Regions from separate parts of the Homo sapiens genome. Here region 2 is linked to region 1. Evidence: chromatin loops called from intact Hi-C (ENCODE). Cell type or tissue: thyroid gland. All regions are shown on one strand. Each heading gives the region's core, and the rest is flanking DNA. Links, peaks and the distances in the headings are about the cores only.

The links. Hi-C counts contacts between places; a loop is a spot of excess contacts. Peaks named below come from ENCODE experiments on the same cell type or tissue, not always from the same donor. Only the 100,000 strongest peaks of a DNase experiment are listed, where the experiment ranks them.
Region 2: it touches region 1 in a loop (4-fold over the local background); 21 of 110 quality-filtered maps call a loop at or near these places.

The regions. Positions count from the first base shown.
Region 1 is chr5:144,385,707-144,394,064 of GRCh38, forward strand. All of the region lies in intron 3 of KCTD16 (potassium channel tetramerization domain containing 16), which reads left to right. Among named protein-coding and RNA genes, the nearest start is that of KCTD16, 220 kb to the left of the region's middle. In thyroid gland, for the core only: a CTCF peak has its summit at 4,611; no DNase peak of the experiment used is centred there.
Region 2 is chr5:144,215,864-144,224,221 of GRCh38, forward strand. The region is part of intron 3 of KCTD16 (potassium channel tetramerization domain containing 16); the gene reads left to right. Among named protein-coding and RNA genes, the nearest start is that of KCTD16, 49 kb to the left of the region's middle. In thyroid gland, for the core only: no CTCF peak of the experiment used is centred there; a DNase peak (open chromatin) is centred at 4,238; H3K27ac peaks cover 1,857 bases.

The DNA.
Region 1 (8,358 bases), core at 1,781-6,780:
ATGTCTGCCTCTGGACCAATAAACTGCTTTGTAAGTAGGGCTCATGCTGCACAGATATGTTGGTCCCATTCAAATCATTTAAGAGTATGTGTGTCTTGTGGGGAGGAGGGGTGGTCCCTTAAAAAAAGAAGTGGTTCCTTACCACTTCCTTTTTGGCCTAACAGGACCTAATATTAACGTCTATTTTTAAAAGGCATCAAGATTGCCTTTTAAAAGTTTCACATGCCATCTACTCTTCATTAAAAATATTCATGGTAGAGAGTGAGGCTGAGCTATCTAGTAATCATTGCTTGGGATTTAAAATATTGTTCTTATGTTTTTCATGTAAGCTTGTTGCCACTCAGAGATATTATTTCCAGAAATGTGTAAAGACAGGATATGATAAAACAGATACGTGTATTAGATTGGCAGAAAAACTAAGTTAAGAGCAAGGCAAATAATCTTTAATCTCTTCTTTTCTACAGAGCTCAATAACTATTGACTTGCCCTCTCAGTTGATTGGAAAGGGCCCTCTGTTGTGAACTGAGTGTAGCTAGGGTGTGTACTTCATGCCTTCCGAATGGCAGCTCCATCACTAAAGCATCCCAGTTGCACAGTAACCAATTCCAGGGAACCCCAAATACTTTCATAAAGTTAGTAGCAAGAGGAGTTTCTTGAGATTTCTAGGCATTGTCAAAATACTGATGATTGGTCATTTAAGACTGGTATATTTTTTAGGTAGTTATTGACCACTCTATGGGTAGTACTGTGGATAGTACTGTGGTACTATGGTCACATTTGTTCTCTCTTTCTCTCTCTTTCATTTGTACAGTTCCTACTTTAGACTCTGTATATGCTCATGACTGTGCAGTCCATTGTAAATACTCAATACATATTTACTAAGTGAACAAATATGTATGTCTGCAATGACAGGGAACACATTTCCATCTTTTTATATTCCCTGAATTTCTTAGCTTAATGCACTGCTTATAAGAGACGCTTAGTTAATGCATGTAGGTGAAGAAAAAAAGAATGAAAATTGGCACATTCCAGAGTGCTTTGATGGTTTATTTGGTAAAACAAAAAAACAAACAAAACAAAAAAAACAGCCATTCCTCAAAGACTCAGAACTAACAATAACAACTCAGGCTCCATCAGTCTGAATGTGCTAATGCACATGAGAGTACTTGGTAAGCTTTAAAGTGGTATTATTGTTGTTGTAAAAGACAACTCCAGGCTCACCCAACTAAAATAGCTTACATCTGTAGAGCCCTTTACCAATTACAAAGCACTTTTTTTTTTTGAGACACAATCCTCCTCTGTTGGGGTACAGTGCAGTGGCTGGTTCATGGCTCACTGCAGCCTCAGTCTCCCAGGCTCAAGAGATCCTCCCACCCCAGCTTCCCAAGTAGCTGTGACTACAGGCATGCGCCACCTCACCAGGCTAATTTAATTTTTTTTTTTTTTTTTTTTTGAGAGACAGAGTCTCACTTTGTTGCCGAGGCTGCTCTTGAACTCCTGGGCTCAAGTGATCTTCTGCTTCAGACTCCCAAAATGTTGGGATTACAGGCATGAGCCACTGTGCCCGACCCAAAGCACTTTCATGTATAGTGTCTTTATCATTTTCTCACAACCTCATGGTGGTGGTATTTTTGTTTTCTCCATTTTATAGATGAAGGAGCTCCTTTTTTGAGAAAAAATAAGTCATTCAAGGTCACATATTTAATAGTGAAGTCAAAGTTCAAGCTCTGGTTTTCTGAACCTAAGCCTGAGTTCCTTCCTCCACACTAGAACTAATACCCAAGGGTAATAATTTTTCATTGTAAGGAGTAATGATGCTTCTCAACTTACTTAAAGCATAAAGAAAGAATCAGGTACTCTTTTGCTTTCCTGGAAAAGAAATTAACCACCCTCTAAGTGTTGGAGTTGTGCATAAGCCCCAGGCTAGGCAGGGAGGTCTCTATTGAGATCTGAGGGATTAGGGAACTCAGGAGTGTGAGAATTTATGTCACTTACATGAATGACTTTGTAGGTGTAGCTTTCAAAATGGGTTTCTATGCCACTTAGAAAATGGCCCAATAGGAGCTTTGCTGCCAGGTGGACACAGCTCTACTGTCCAGCCTATAAGGGGTAGGCACTTTAGCAACAACCCTATCATTGAAGAGTTTTTTAGAGCCCCTTCCCCCTTTTTAACTAATCACAAGGTCTAGTGTCAGAGCTGTTTAGTAATTTGCCTAAGGACACAACTCTAGTAAGAAGCAGAGCTAGCATTTCTACTGATTTCATTAATTTTTTCACTTTTTAAGGGTCAAAGATTATATAGAACCAATTATTTATTATTAATCGGGAAAAAAAATCCAGAGTTCAATTTTAGAGCAAGTTTTTTTTTTTTTTTTTTTTTTTTTTTTTTGAGATGGAGTCTCGCTCTGTTGCCCAGAGACTGGAGTGCAGTGGCGGGATATCGGCTCACTGCAAGCTCCGCCTCCCGGGTTCACGCCATTCTCCTCTCTCAGCCTCCCGAGTAGCTGGGACTACAGGCGCCCGCCACCACGCCCAGCTATTTTTTTTTGTATTTTTAGTAGAGACGGGGTTTCACCGTGTTATCCAGGATGGTCTCGATCTACTGACCTCGTGATCCGCCCACCTCGGCCTCCCAAAGTGCTGGGATTACAGGCGTGAGCCACCGCGCCCGGCCTTAGAGCAAGTTTTTAAATAAATGAACTTTATATTGCTTTTCTTTTATTACCAATCTTTACGTTTTCCTTTATTAATTAACTCTGAATATTGTCTTGAATGTAACACTGTTCATGAACTTTTATCTTCAATTTAAGCTTATTTGAGAGTTGGATACCATGGGATATGAATCAATCAATACAGAAGCAAAGCTACATTTTAACCCTAGAAATGTAATTTATGCAGTCTTGGCTGTCTATGCAAGCCATAAGAAGGTCTCAATTCACATTTTCAGCCTTTATGATTTGGGATAGAAAGAAGTTGTTTTTAAGCAATATGATTAAGCCCTGTTACTCTTTGTCTTAGCCATGCTGACAGGTAGCAACATGGAGAAAAATATATATTCTATATCCATTCAACGAATCAAACACCTACAATATTGAGACACACTACTCGAGACACAGAATACATCAGTGAACAAAACAAAGACTTTGTTCTCGTGAAACTCATTCTGATAGATAAATAGTTAAAATATATGTACATATATGTGTCTTAATATGTGTGTGTATATGAATATATAAGAGGTAGTAAATGCCATAAAAGTAAGTAAGGGTGATGTTATGTGGGTGTTTTATCAAGGATGGTCATAAAGGACTTCTTTGAGAGCCACAGAAATTTGGCTTCATCTGAGGGTAGCATCCTTCCCTCCTTCCCATCAGATAAGCTCCCTGTATGGTTGCCTACTTCAGCAGATGAAGTCAGTCCCAGGGTAGATGGACATCTCTGCTATGTGAGCAAGTCATTAGAAATAAATTGTTGCTGAAGGTAGAAATCATCATGTAGGGCAGGGGTCCCCAACCCCCAGGCCACGGACCAGTAGCAGTTTGTGGCCTATTAGGAACTGGGCCACACAGCAGGAGGTGAATGGCAGATTAGCAAGTGAAGTTTCATCTGTGTTTACAGCTGCTCCCCATCACTTGCACCCCTGCCTGAGCCCCACCTCCTGTCAGATCAGCAGCAACATTAGGTTCTCATGGAAGCTGGAACCCTATTGTGAACTGAGCATGCAAGGGATCTAGGTTCCATGCTCCTTATGAGAACCTGATGCCTGATGATCGTCACTGTCTCCTATCAACTTCAGATGGGATTATCTAGTTGCAGAAAAGCAAGTTTAGGGCTCCCATTGATTCTACATTATGGTGAGTTGTATAATTATTTCATTATATAGTGCAATGTAATAATAATAGAAATAAGGGACTCAATAAATGCAACACACTTGAATCATCCTGAAACCATCCCCACCTGGCCCAATCTGTGGAAAAAATTGTCTTCCACGAAACCAGTCCCCTGTGCCAAAACAGTTGAGGGACAGCTGATGTAAGGAACGGCAAGAAGAATCATAAGAAGTATGGATAGAATGTGATGCACAAGCATGCTGATAAACATTCTCTTGGTTGTGTCAAGCTGCCCTTTCTGTTGATCATAAATGTTTTAGGTTCAGAACTAATTTGACCCTTTCCCTGTTTGGGAAAAAGAAAAGTTAGTTTCTCTTTCTTCTGAAGGTCTTGATTATCACAGGAGCGATGACCTAATTAAAATTGGATTCCAGCATGTAGACTGTCTCTGAATGTTTGCTATCTCTATGGCAGCTCTTGAGGATATTCATTACTCAATCTCATATTTCAAAAACTTCTTTTATCAAGACTAATGAGTCTTTATCATTCATCTCTAAAGTGAGTGGCTACACACATTTAATATTTTATGCAGCTCTTTTATGTGGATGTGAACAGAATTAGAGCCAATATAACCATTTAGTACCCTTTTCTATATGTGATAATTTATCATGGCTATCTGCCCAGCCAGGTAGATTTCCTTGTTTCTAGTTCACTTCTACCTAACGTGATTTTAAATCTTTTTGAAAACAAGGAGAAGTGTGCACAGGGGGCACCTTGTGGCAGGAACTGGAAATAGTGATGTGTTTGAAGGAAAGGGGAAGGCTGGAATTGGATCTCAGAAGAGAGGGAAAGATGAGAGTCTAGCTCACAACTGTTGGAAGGTTGTGGGGTTGGGGAGCTGGGGGGTCAGGCTCTTTTTACAGTTGCTGAAATTCAGTCATTAAACTGAGCTGTTCAGGAGAGGAACTCAAACTGGCTGTAAGAAGTGTTTAATTTTTTTTTTTATTATTATCCTTTAAGTTCTGGGATACATGTGCAGAACATGCAGGTTTGTTGCGTAGGTATACATGTGCCATGGTGGTTTGCTGCACCCTTCAACCTGTCATCTACATTAGGTATTTGTCCTAATGCTATCCCTCCCCTTGCCCCCTACCCCCGACGGGCCCCGGTGTGTGATGTTCCCCTCCCTGTGCCCATGTGTTCTCATTGTTCAACTCCCACTTATGAGTGAGAACATGGGGTGTTCGGTTTTCTGTTTCTGTGTTAGTTTACTGAGAATGATGGTTTGCAGCTTCATCCATGTTCCTGCAAAGGACATAAACTCGTTCTTTCTTTTTATGGCTGCCGAGAAGTGATTTTTTCAAAGCAAGATTGAGTTGATTAGTCACATCTAGGGCATGAATGTGATATTTGTCTTCTGTGTTCTTAATTCCTTTTGTTCCAAGGTGGTTGGTGCCTTTATGAGTACCTACAGCTCCCCCGCCACAACCAATTGCTGCTCATTTCCCCCTCCATCCTTTCCCATGGCATTCTACTCAGACTTACGTTGTGCCCCCACTATAATCAGGTGCTTCCTGACTCCATTCCCAGCTAACTTGGCATATTGCATCATGCACAGTGTTCTGCATACAGTAGGTGTGCAAAATATATTTCTTGAATAAATGTGTTCATAGCTTAATATGTAACTCCTACCAAGCACCACAGGTATTGCAAAAGGCTTCTCAGAAATGTGCTTTGGCATGAACTAATGGTAGAGATTTCAAGGTCCTTAGAGATATGGGGAAGTGATATATTTATAAAGCTGAACCTTGATGAAGTTCTTTTGCCCGATCAATTCCTTTGGGCAGAGATTCTGAAATGAATAGTGAGACTGAAGGTCATCCTCTGCATATCTACTCAGAATCTGGCCCAGGTGTTGTATTAATAATTTTCCTTTCATTAACACTGTCCCCACATGAATACTTCCAGGGCTGACCTTCTTGAATCAAGAGACAGGATGGTTTGTGGAATGAGAAACAGATGTACAGTCAGGAGTCTCTAATTCACCTTCCAGCTTTGGCCCTTTCCAGCACTACAATATTGGGCAAGTCTCTTCATTTCTCTCAGCTTCCATTTTCTCCTTATAAAATGGTAACTCTATACCCTGACGTACCTACAATGAATTTGAAGGACCATTTGCAATAATGGATGAAAATATTCTTTGTAAACTGTGAAGTGTAAACAAAGGCATAAAGACGTGTTTAATGCTAACATTTGGATTTTCTGTTTAAATACCAGATCAGCTGCTTTCTGCTACACAAATGTTAACTGATCTGATGATCTTTATTAGACATTAATAGTAGAATTGTGTTGAATTTACTTATCTGTGTGGTTGTTGAGTGCCTACCCAATGACAAGTTGTGTGCTAAGTGCTATGTATAAATCTATAGATGGTGGGGAAAAAACCATTATTTCTTCTCTTGGTGAATTTACAGAGGAAGAAAGGTATTAGGTAAGCCTAATGACTATATAATTATAACTGTAAAATTAAACGTATGTTTTAATAGTTATATTAAATGTATGTTATAATAGTTGCCATGAAGGAAACAAACGGTGTGGGAGAGAGATACAGAGTTAGTGAAAACAGAAAGTCGTGAAATGAGCAGTGGTAAGCTGGCAAGCCAGGGCAGGAATCAGGAGCAATGCAGGGGGAAAAGCACATGGAAAAAGCCCCATGAATTCAGGAAACATAAAGGGGGCCAATGTGGCTATGAGTGAGGTGCGTAGTGCAAGTGCTTTGAGTGGCTCAAATAGTGAGTAGAAGGATCTGAGGGCACAGTGGTAGGCAGCAGTTACATTGTGAGCCTCATTTAAGATGCTCAATCTCATTATAAGCTAAATGCAAAGTCATTGAAGTGTATGGAAGCATGAGACCACTATGACCACTAGATTTGTGTTAAAAAGGACAAAATATTATGCTCTCTGGATGCTGTGTGACCAGATGAGAGGTGGACCTATGTGAAAACACGTAGACCAGCTAAGAGGTTATTGCAGTCATCCAGGCAAGAAATGTGGATGGCTGCGGTTGGCCTTGCTACTGTTTACCATGTATCTCTAGCGCTCCTTTTTCTGGGGGCACTGTAGGATTTAATCCCTCAGCTCCTTTTAAGGGTAGGCATGAACCTTTCAAAACTGACTTTGGTCAATGAAACTGAGAGAAATAACTTGTATTACTTCTGGACAGAACATTTAAGAACAAATGAGTGATTTGCTGTGTTCCCTAGCTTCTCTCTTGGTGTGCATGGAAACACATGCGCACGTGAAGCCTCCATCAACGCAAGCCCCTGAGTGGCTATGATGAACAGTTCCTCCGCTGGCCAGCATTAGATATGGCATAAGAAGGGAGTACACCTTTGTTGTGTGCTGACCACTGAAATTTTGAGGTTGTTTGTTATTGCAGAGCATAAAATTATATTAATTGATACTGTGCTCATATATAGGCATCATAATTAATTTAAAAATAAACTCCATTTTTACACATATGAGGATACTATAACAATACTATGATGAATGATAGTATAATTTTTAACCATTTATAGCCCTTTTTATAGCACTTAGCACTTCTGAATTCTGTTGGTAGAACTATAGCTCATCACTGTTGCCCCTACATCTTGATTCAGAGCAATAATCTTGTGATATTAGTTGGTGAAAGATATCAATATCCTGGTCTTTCTAGAAAGATTTTTTTGGAACTTTTGTAATTGCTTTAGTTACTTCCTTTACTCATTATTATTTATATGTCATTCAACGAAGAGAGAGAGCTAAAAAGCTAAACATATGAGAAGTTTGAAATGTTTTAGTTTCTAACTTGTTTTTTAAAGTGGGGGTAAATCTGTGTGTTTTTCTATGTGAATATTATTAAGACGCTGGTCAGGTGACTTTCTAGCCCTGTGTCATACTACTCAACCCCTAGGCAACAAGTATAATTTGGGGCACTCAAATATCTGTTCTTAGTTTTATGTGGTAATACAGTGTGTATATATATAGAGAGAGAGTGTGAGTGTGTGTGTGTGTATGTATACATATACATATATGTACTTAAGAAAGCCAAGTCTTCTCTGCCACCTGCATGCCTATTTCTTACCCACTTACCATGCTATAGGAGAGAGTAGGCTATATATTTAAAGCATTGGCCTATTCCCTGACAACCTGCATTCTGTAGTTTCAATGACTTGTAGGTTGCAGGAAGAATGGGAAGAGTTAATTGCCAACTTTATTTTGTTAGGAGAGGCAGATTTCATTTCACATTGATTTTCTGCATTCTCTGTGCCAATTTGTGACAGCTTGTTTCGCAGCTCCACATTTGTTTAAAGCTCTCTAACAGGCTGAATTTTATTATTTTTTTCATGCTGTTTTTTTCTTTTGCTTTTCCTTTTTTTCTTTCTTTTTTCTTTTTTTTTTTTTTTTTGTTTAAACTTAGGAGAACATGGCTTTGCACATGGTCGGGAACCCAAATAAGCCTCTCTCTCTGGAGTTGATGATTGGCAGCTCC
Region 2 (8,358 bases), core at 1,144-6,143, 170 kb before region 1:
AAACAAAAATATACAGAAGTCACTTTATAAGAAGAAGTTTTAGCTATTTGTTATAACTGAATCTGAGATAAACCCCTTAAAAGGCTTTGAATTCTAGTAACTATTTGCTTCATTCTGGCTATTGCACAATGGAAGTGATTAATAGATGGTTTCCTCCCCCTATCCCTCACCTTGATTTCAACCTGTGGCTTTTCGGAACCTAGAGTAATATATGATGGATTTAAAAATTAAGAATACAACTTAAATTGTATATCTGATCACTGTGGAATTAGAATAACCTTTTGTGAATATCAGCCTAGAGAGTATTCCCTTTCATGGTGACAGAAAATGGTTATTGAGTATGTCACTGACAATAGGATCATTGAAATTGCTCCAGAAATGAAAACAAGACATTTTGCTTCACACTGTGAGTAGCTGTGTTATGTGGCATTCAAAGGAAATAAGATTGCTAATGGGATGGGAGTCTGTTACTGTGTGACCCATTCAAAAACTGCCCCGTGTGAAGAAATTCATACTTCTCTCCTTTTATTCATCAGTTCCATTCCAGAGAAGAAAGTTATAATAATTTCCTCAGTCAAATTTACAGCAACTTTTTATTCTGAGTAAATCTGATATAATCTGATTAGGAGTTAGTTGTATTGATGAAAATAGAAAGCAACTCATTGAACATAATTTGGTGGCAAAGTTAAGAGACTGTCAGCCGGGCGCGGTGGCTCACACCTGTAATCCCAGCACTTTGGGGGACTGAGGTGGGTGGATTGCCTGAGCTCAGGAGTTTGAGACCAGCCTGGCCAACATGGGGAAATTCCATCTCTACTAAAATTACAAAAATTAGCCGAGTATGGTGACGGGCGCCTGTAGTCCCAGTTACTCGGGAGGCTGAGGCAGGAGAATTGCTTGAACCCGGGAGGTGGAGGTTGCAGTGAGCCGTCATCACGCCACTGCACCCCAGCCTAGGCCACAGAGGGAGACTCTGTCTGGAAAAAAAAAAAAAAAAGAAAAAGAGAGAGAGACTCTCAGGCTGTTTGGCTGTTTTAGACAACATTGTGGACTGTCCAGGTCAACAATGAGAAAATAGAGAAAAGGACAGCTAAGCTCTGGTAGTGGTAACTTTTTTGTAAAGGGGACTCTGGAGCAGCACAGAAATTCTAGTAATTAGACTAAAGGAAATTAGGCATATGGATATTAAAATGTGGCAGAGGCATGGAATTAAAACCAAGGGAATTCTCTTGACTTGGAGAAGAGTTTCAGAGTTCTGAAGCTACCCCAAACAGAGAATGAGCTGGATCACGTTGAAAAGCACATCAAGCACTGGTCAGGCATCAGTGCTAATTTTCTTATGGCTTAAGCACTCATTTACATCAGTTAAAGACATTTTCCTATGGGCATATGCCTGCCAAATTACACAGTAATTCAAATGGAAGGTAGAATCCAGTTTTTACTAATTTTCTTTCTAGTCAACTAGGTGAGATTTTTTTTTCCTTAAATAGAGGGATATCTGTGTGGAGTTGTTCAATTTTGTCAAGCTGCAACAAAATAAAATTTATTAATTCTTATTTGCCCAATAAAAGTATATCTTAGAAAATGAGCAGTTTCACTTGGCTTTTCTGAATAGATGCTCCTCTGGGACAGAGGGGTAATAACGGATAATATAATGTGTGATATTTTCAACAATTTTAGGTCAATTTTGGATGTTCAAATATATAAAATATTTATTTGGAAAGATGTTATTGCTTCACACTTATTGAGGACCTGTCTTATATGAAGTACTTTTCTGTAGGCCTGTTCAGTTAAAATGGGTAGAAAATGTCATATCTGTATGCAAAGAATCAGCATTCTGATTCACCAGCTCTTCACGTTAATGATTTTCTAGTACTTCTCCACAATCTGCCAGGGAAGTGATTAACAATCTGCATATACTTCATTGATTGGAAACTGCAGGCACTTCAAACCTTCCTTCATCTGCACCCTTACATGCAGACCAAAAAAAAAAAAAAGTAATGAAGTGTAATTTTGTTTTCTTACACACCTTGACATCCTTTTGACAGAGTGACCTTCTTTAATAGGCAGATTTAGGTCTAGCCTCAGTTAGTTGCTGAGAGTTGTGTTTACTAGTTTCTGGGCACATGAGTAAATAACAGGCACCCTGACCTTGCTGTGCCCTTTGCTCTTGTGCCTGTTAGGTTCCTCAACATCCACCACATGCAGTGGTGGGCTTTTATATGTCTTCTAGAAATACCTATTGAATACCTAAAGTGTGCCCACGATTGCACAAACCTCCAGTAATTCACCTGTGAACAGAAGCATATGGTCATTGTTGCCATGGAGCATATGGTATAGAAAGAGATTAGAATAGTAAATGGGAAATTTCAATCTAGTGTGATGAGGAAGTGTAAACTGATATGAAGATAGTGAGATAGCTCCTAGTCTGTACTTGGGGTATCAGGTAATTAAAACTGATTTAATATTAATACTTAGAGAGGAGAAAATATTTAAATCTTTTTTGCATTTTTTGACTTTCAGACACTAGCTGGTGGATGGAGTAATAAAAGTTATATCCTAGGAGGCTTAGGAAAACTTTAAGATTATTAACAATCCTTTTATTTCTGATTTAATTAGATTTTTTCCATTGGTAGCTGTGCAAATGATATTATTAATAGTTATGCCAAGAACCAATATCATGTTTTTTTAACTCTTCAGGTTTCTCTCCCATTCAAACCTTTGTCTGTTAATAGTGCTTTAGCCAAATCAGAGTCTAAATGATAACCAAGATAACCAGTAATTGATTTTAAGAGTACTTTATATTTCTAGTCTCCTTTTATAATGATTATCAAAATGGTATATACCATTATTATGATTTTAACTTTAACTAAACATTGCTGATTTACCTTGCTAATCTCATGCACAAATCATTTGCAGCAACTACTACAGTGCTGAACACTCAGGAGGTGCTCAGTAAAAGTTTGTGGAATGTATGGATAAATTAATAATACCACATTTTAAAGCAAGGAAACATGAAGTGTAAAATAAATGAGATTTTCCCGCATTTTACTTTCTAATCACTTTTAATCACGAATATACCCCATGAGTGACAGTAAAATATGGTTGAATACCCTAACAGCATCAAACTCATCTGGATAAAAGCCTTAGTTCGGTTACTTCCTATCAGGGCATACTTGGGCAAGTGTCTTTTCTTCCTAACACATCAGATCACCTCCCTCCACATAAAAGGGGGATGAGGAAGCTTCTCTCATGGCAGCGTTGTGAGAACTAAGCCAAGGTCATGCCACCTTGTTAGCTTTGTTTTCATCAGTAGCCAGGCATTTTGTCTCCCAGCTCTTTTATTTTTTTATTTTTTTTATTTTTTGAGATGGAGTCTGGCTCTTGTTGCCCAGGCTGGAGTACAGTGGCATGACCTTGGCTCATAGCAACCTCCATTTCCTGGGTCCAAGCGATTCTCCTGCCTCAGCCTCCCGTGTAGCTGGGATTACAGGCCCCCGCCACTGCGTCTGGCTAATTTTTGTATTTTTAGTAGAGACAGGGTTTTGCCATGTTGGCCAGGCTGGTCTCAAACTCCTGACCTCAGGTGATCTGCCCGCCTCAGCCTCCCAAAGTGCTAGGATGACAGGCATGAGCCACTGTGCTGGGCCTTTTTTTTTTTTTTTTTTTTTTTTTGAGACGGAGTCTCGCTCTGTCTCGCAGGCTGGAGTGCAATGGCGCGATCTCGGCTCACTGCAACCTCCGCCTCTCGGAATCAAGTGATTCTTCTGCCTCAGCCTCCTGAGTAGCTGGGACTCCAGGCATCCAACACTGCGCCTGGCTAATTTTGTATTTTTAGTAGAGATGGGGTTTCACCATGTTGGTCAGTCTGGTCTCGAGCTCCTGATCTACCTCAGATGATCCACCCGCCTCGGCCTCCCAAAGTGTTGGGATTACAGGCGTGAAACACCGCGCCTGGCCTCTCCCAGCTCTTTTAATTCATCTTACAAATGTTTGGACCCAGCAGGAGAAACTGAGAGCAGATGGACCTGTTAGAGTGATGCTGCCTGCTGCCGAAACAGAAGTGCTGCAGCTACCCACTGGTCTAACTCTGCACTGTTACTACACATACTTCATGGCCCTGGAGACAGAAAAAACATATCACAACTCACATTCCTTTAGTTCCTCTGGTCTGCTCACCTGTCCTGCCCCTTCTTTAGGCACTCATCCATTACATTGCCCTTTTGATGGCTCTTAACAACAGGCCAGCCTCTTTCCCACCTCGAGGGATTTGTCTTACCTCTCCCCCAAACACTCATCCTTCCACTTCTCATTTTTCTGAGACCTACTCATTCTTCAGAGTCAGGCTTCAGTGGGTTTTCCTTGAAAAGGCCTTCTGCTGTCGTCCCAGCTGAAGTAGCCAGTGTTTTCCTAGTGATGTCTATTCAGTACCTTGTTTGTTTCCATCCTCGTACTGTTCACATGTGTAACTATTTGCTTGATTTACTTGTTTATTTTCCCTCTATATATGAACTGTAAGCTTCCTGGGGCAGGAGCTATATTTGTCCTACTCTTTTGTATCCTCAGCACCTAGTATAGTGCCTTATACATAGTAGGAACTCAATAAGTTATTTTTCTCTATTCTCCCCACCTCATGATGATAAATTATAATAATAGAATTTCCTCTCACCATGAAGGCAGCAGGTTATATGTATATTTATGTGTGTGTGTGTGTGTGTGTTTATACATACACACTTACTATATACATGTATGTAGGTGTATATAATAGCTGGCTTCTTATAGAAATGAATGAAAAGGGCCAGGTGCAGTGGCTCACGCCTGTAATCCCAGCACTTTGGGAGGCCGAGGCGGGTGGATCACTAGGTCAGGAGATCGAGACCATCCTGGCTAACACGGTGAAACCCCGTCTCTACTAAAAATATAAAAAATTAGCCGGGCGTGGTGGCGGGCACCTGTAGTCCCAGCTACCTGGGAGGCTGAGGCAGGAGAATGGCATGAACGCAGGAGACGGAGGTTGCAGTGAGCCGAGATCACGCCACTGCACTCCAGCCTGGGCGACAGAGCGAGACTACGTCTCAAAAAAAAAAAAGAAGAAGAAATGAGTGAAAGATAAAAAAGAAAAGGGCAACTTGAACCTTGAGAAAGAGGTTAAGAGATGTGGACAGGAGTGGGCAAAGTCACTTTGCTAAGTCAGATTCCTTAGGTACCTCCGTTGTATGACAGGAATGGTAGATCTATGTAACTGCATTGTAAGACACTGAGTAGCAAATAATACCACATATGTAAAGTGGCCATGTTGCTTATTAGATGTCTGCTATTAAGGCAGATTTTATATTAGCTTGAGTGAACATCTAGAGAATGTCTTAAGGATGCGTAATGAAGAAGAGAGACATTAAATCTGCTTTAGTATTATTATTATTATACTTTAAGTTCTGGGATACATGTGCAGAACGTGCAGGTTTGTTACATAGGTATACACATGCCATGGTGGTTTGCTGCACCCATCATCCCATCACCTACATTAGGTATTTCTCCTAATGTTATGACTCCCCTTGCCCCCCACCCCCTGACAGGCCCCAGTGTGTGATGATCCTTTCTCTGTGTCCATGTGTTCTCATTGTTCAACTCTCACTTATGAGTGAGAACATGCAGTGTTTGGTTTTCTGTTCTTGTGTTAGTTTGCTGAGAATGATGGTTTCCAGCTTCATCCGTGTCCCTGCAAAGGACATGAATTCATCCCTTTTTATGGCTGCATAGTATTCCATGGTGTATATGTGCCACATTTCTTTATCCAGTCTATTATTGATGGGCATTTGGGTTGGTTTGAAGTCTTTGCTATTGTGAACGGTACTGTAATAAACATACGTGTGCATGTGTCTTTAGAGTAGGATGATTTATAATCCTTTGGGTATATACCCAGTAATGGGATTGCTGCGTCAAATGGTATTTCTGGTTCTTGATCCTTGAGGAATCCCCACACTGTCTTCCACAATGGTTGAACTAATTTACACTCCCATCAACAGTGTAAAAGTGTTCCTATTTCTCCACATCCTCCCCAGCACCTGTTGTTTCCTGACTTTTTAATGATTGCCATTCTAACTGGCGTGAGATGGTATCTCATTGTGGTTTTGATTTGCATTTCTCTAATGACCAGTGATGATGAGCTTTTTTTCATATGTTTGTTGACCGCATAAATATCTTCTTTTGAGAAGTGTCTGTTCACCTTTGCCCATTTTTTGATGGGGTTGTTTGTTTTTTTCTTGTGAATTTTTTAAAGTTCTTTGTACATTCTGGGTATTAGCCTTTTGTCAATGGATAGATTGCAAAAATGTTCTCCCATTCTGTAGGTTGCCAGTTCTAACTGCTTTTTTTAGAGAGTTGCAAAAGCATTTATATATCAATGGTCAAAATAAAAAATAAGTATTTTAATGGGCAAATACATTTCTATTATTTAAATTATTATAAGACTAGCGATTAAAGAAAAAGTAATAATGTGGTGTGGGGTATTCAACATTAAAGTAAGATGCATAACAACTATAATCCAAGGGCCTGGAGCAGATAAATGAGGATATGCCATTGTAAGATTCCTATGTGCACAAAGCGGCATAATATCACTTAGAAGTAGACATACACTTCTCAAAAGAAGACATTTATGCCGCCAACAGACACATGAAAAAATGCTCATCATTGCTGGCCATCAGAGAAATGCAAATCAAAACCACAATGAGATACCATCTCACACCAGTTAGAATGGCGATCATTAAAAAGTCAGGAAACGACAGGTGCTGGAGAGGATGTGGAGAAATAGGAACACTTTTACACTGTTGGTGGGACTGTAAACTAGTTCAACCATTGTGGAAGACAGCGTAGCGATTCCTCAAATATCCAGAACTAGAAATACCATTTGACCCAGCCATCCCATTACTGGGTATATACCCAAAGGATTATAAATCATGCTGCTATAAAGACACATGCACACGTATGTTTACTGCGGCGCTGTTCACAATAGCAAAGACTTGGAACCAACCCAAATGTCCAACAATGATAGACTGGATTAAGAAAATGGGGCACATATACAGCATGGAACACTATGCAGCTGTAAAAAAGGATGAGTTCATGTCTTTTGTAGGGACATGGATGAAGCTGGAAACCATCATGCTCAGCAAACTATCGCAAGGACAAAAAAACCAAACACCGCATGTTCTCACTCATAGGTGGGAATTGAACAATGAGAACACTTGGACACAGGAAGGGGAACATCACACACCAGGGTCTGTTGTGGGGTCGGGGGAGCGGGGAGGGATAGCATTAGGAGATATACCTAATGTAAATGACGAGTTAATGGGTGCAGCACACCAACATGGCACATGTATACATATGTAACAAACCTGCACATTGTGCACACGTACCCTAGAACTTAAAGTATAATAAAAATAATATATGTATAAAAAAGTAGATAGTAGAAAGTTAAAAATATGTACTATAAATTCTAAAGACATCATTAAAGTAACAAAACACAGATATGTAGCTAATAAGCTAGTAAAGAAATAAAGAAGATAAAATGAAAAATAGGTTTTAATAGAATGGTAGCATCAGCCCTATATTTTTATACAGTTCAGTATCATACATCCAAGATATGGGTACATTTGGATCTTCCTGACTTGTGTAATAATTGTACCGTTATGGTGTGTAGATCCTAGGTCCTAGCCAAACAGATTAAAACAAATCCCTTATCCAAGTCCTGTAAACTGCAATGCTGGATGAAAGTGTGAAGTACATTTTTTGTTTTTTTTTTTGATCCTAGGCTGCGTACTTTATAATATCAACTTACTTTATAAAATTAGAGCATCCCGAGGTGGAGAGGGGAGGAATTCCATGATTTCATGATTCAGTTTCCTGACTTCGAGTTGCTAGGCTGTAAATGAAGTCCTAGGTAGAAGACAACATATAGAAGCTTTTAAAGTGGTGCTGTTTGGATTGAAGTGAGAATTAGGTAAGGTGTTCCTCCTTGTTCCCCATTTCTTCCTTTTATCCTGGTGGTCCTTGGGGCAATTCCAGGAAACCTAGGGCTCAGCGTAGGTGTTTTTTTTTAAAAAAACCCGACCCAGATGTTCTAAATAAAAGGTGAATTTCCCTCTCTTGAAAACTTGGCTTTTTGCATTTTTGTTCAGGTTCGTAGTAGTGTGTTCATTTTTATTTGTTTTGTTTTCCTTTGACTTATATTTAGTTCTCAGAACAAGTCTACATGAAGGCAATTATTAGAAAAATTAAACGGCAAAAACAAATTAATTTTGATTCTATCTTTTGGATCTTTTTGAGAATGTCACCTTAATTATCCACTTTACATTTTTTTTTATA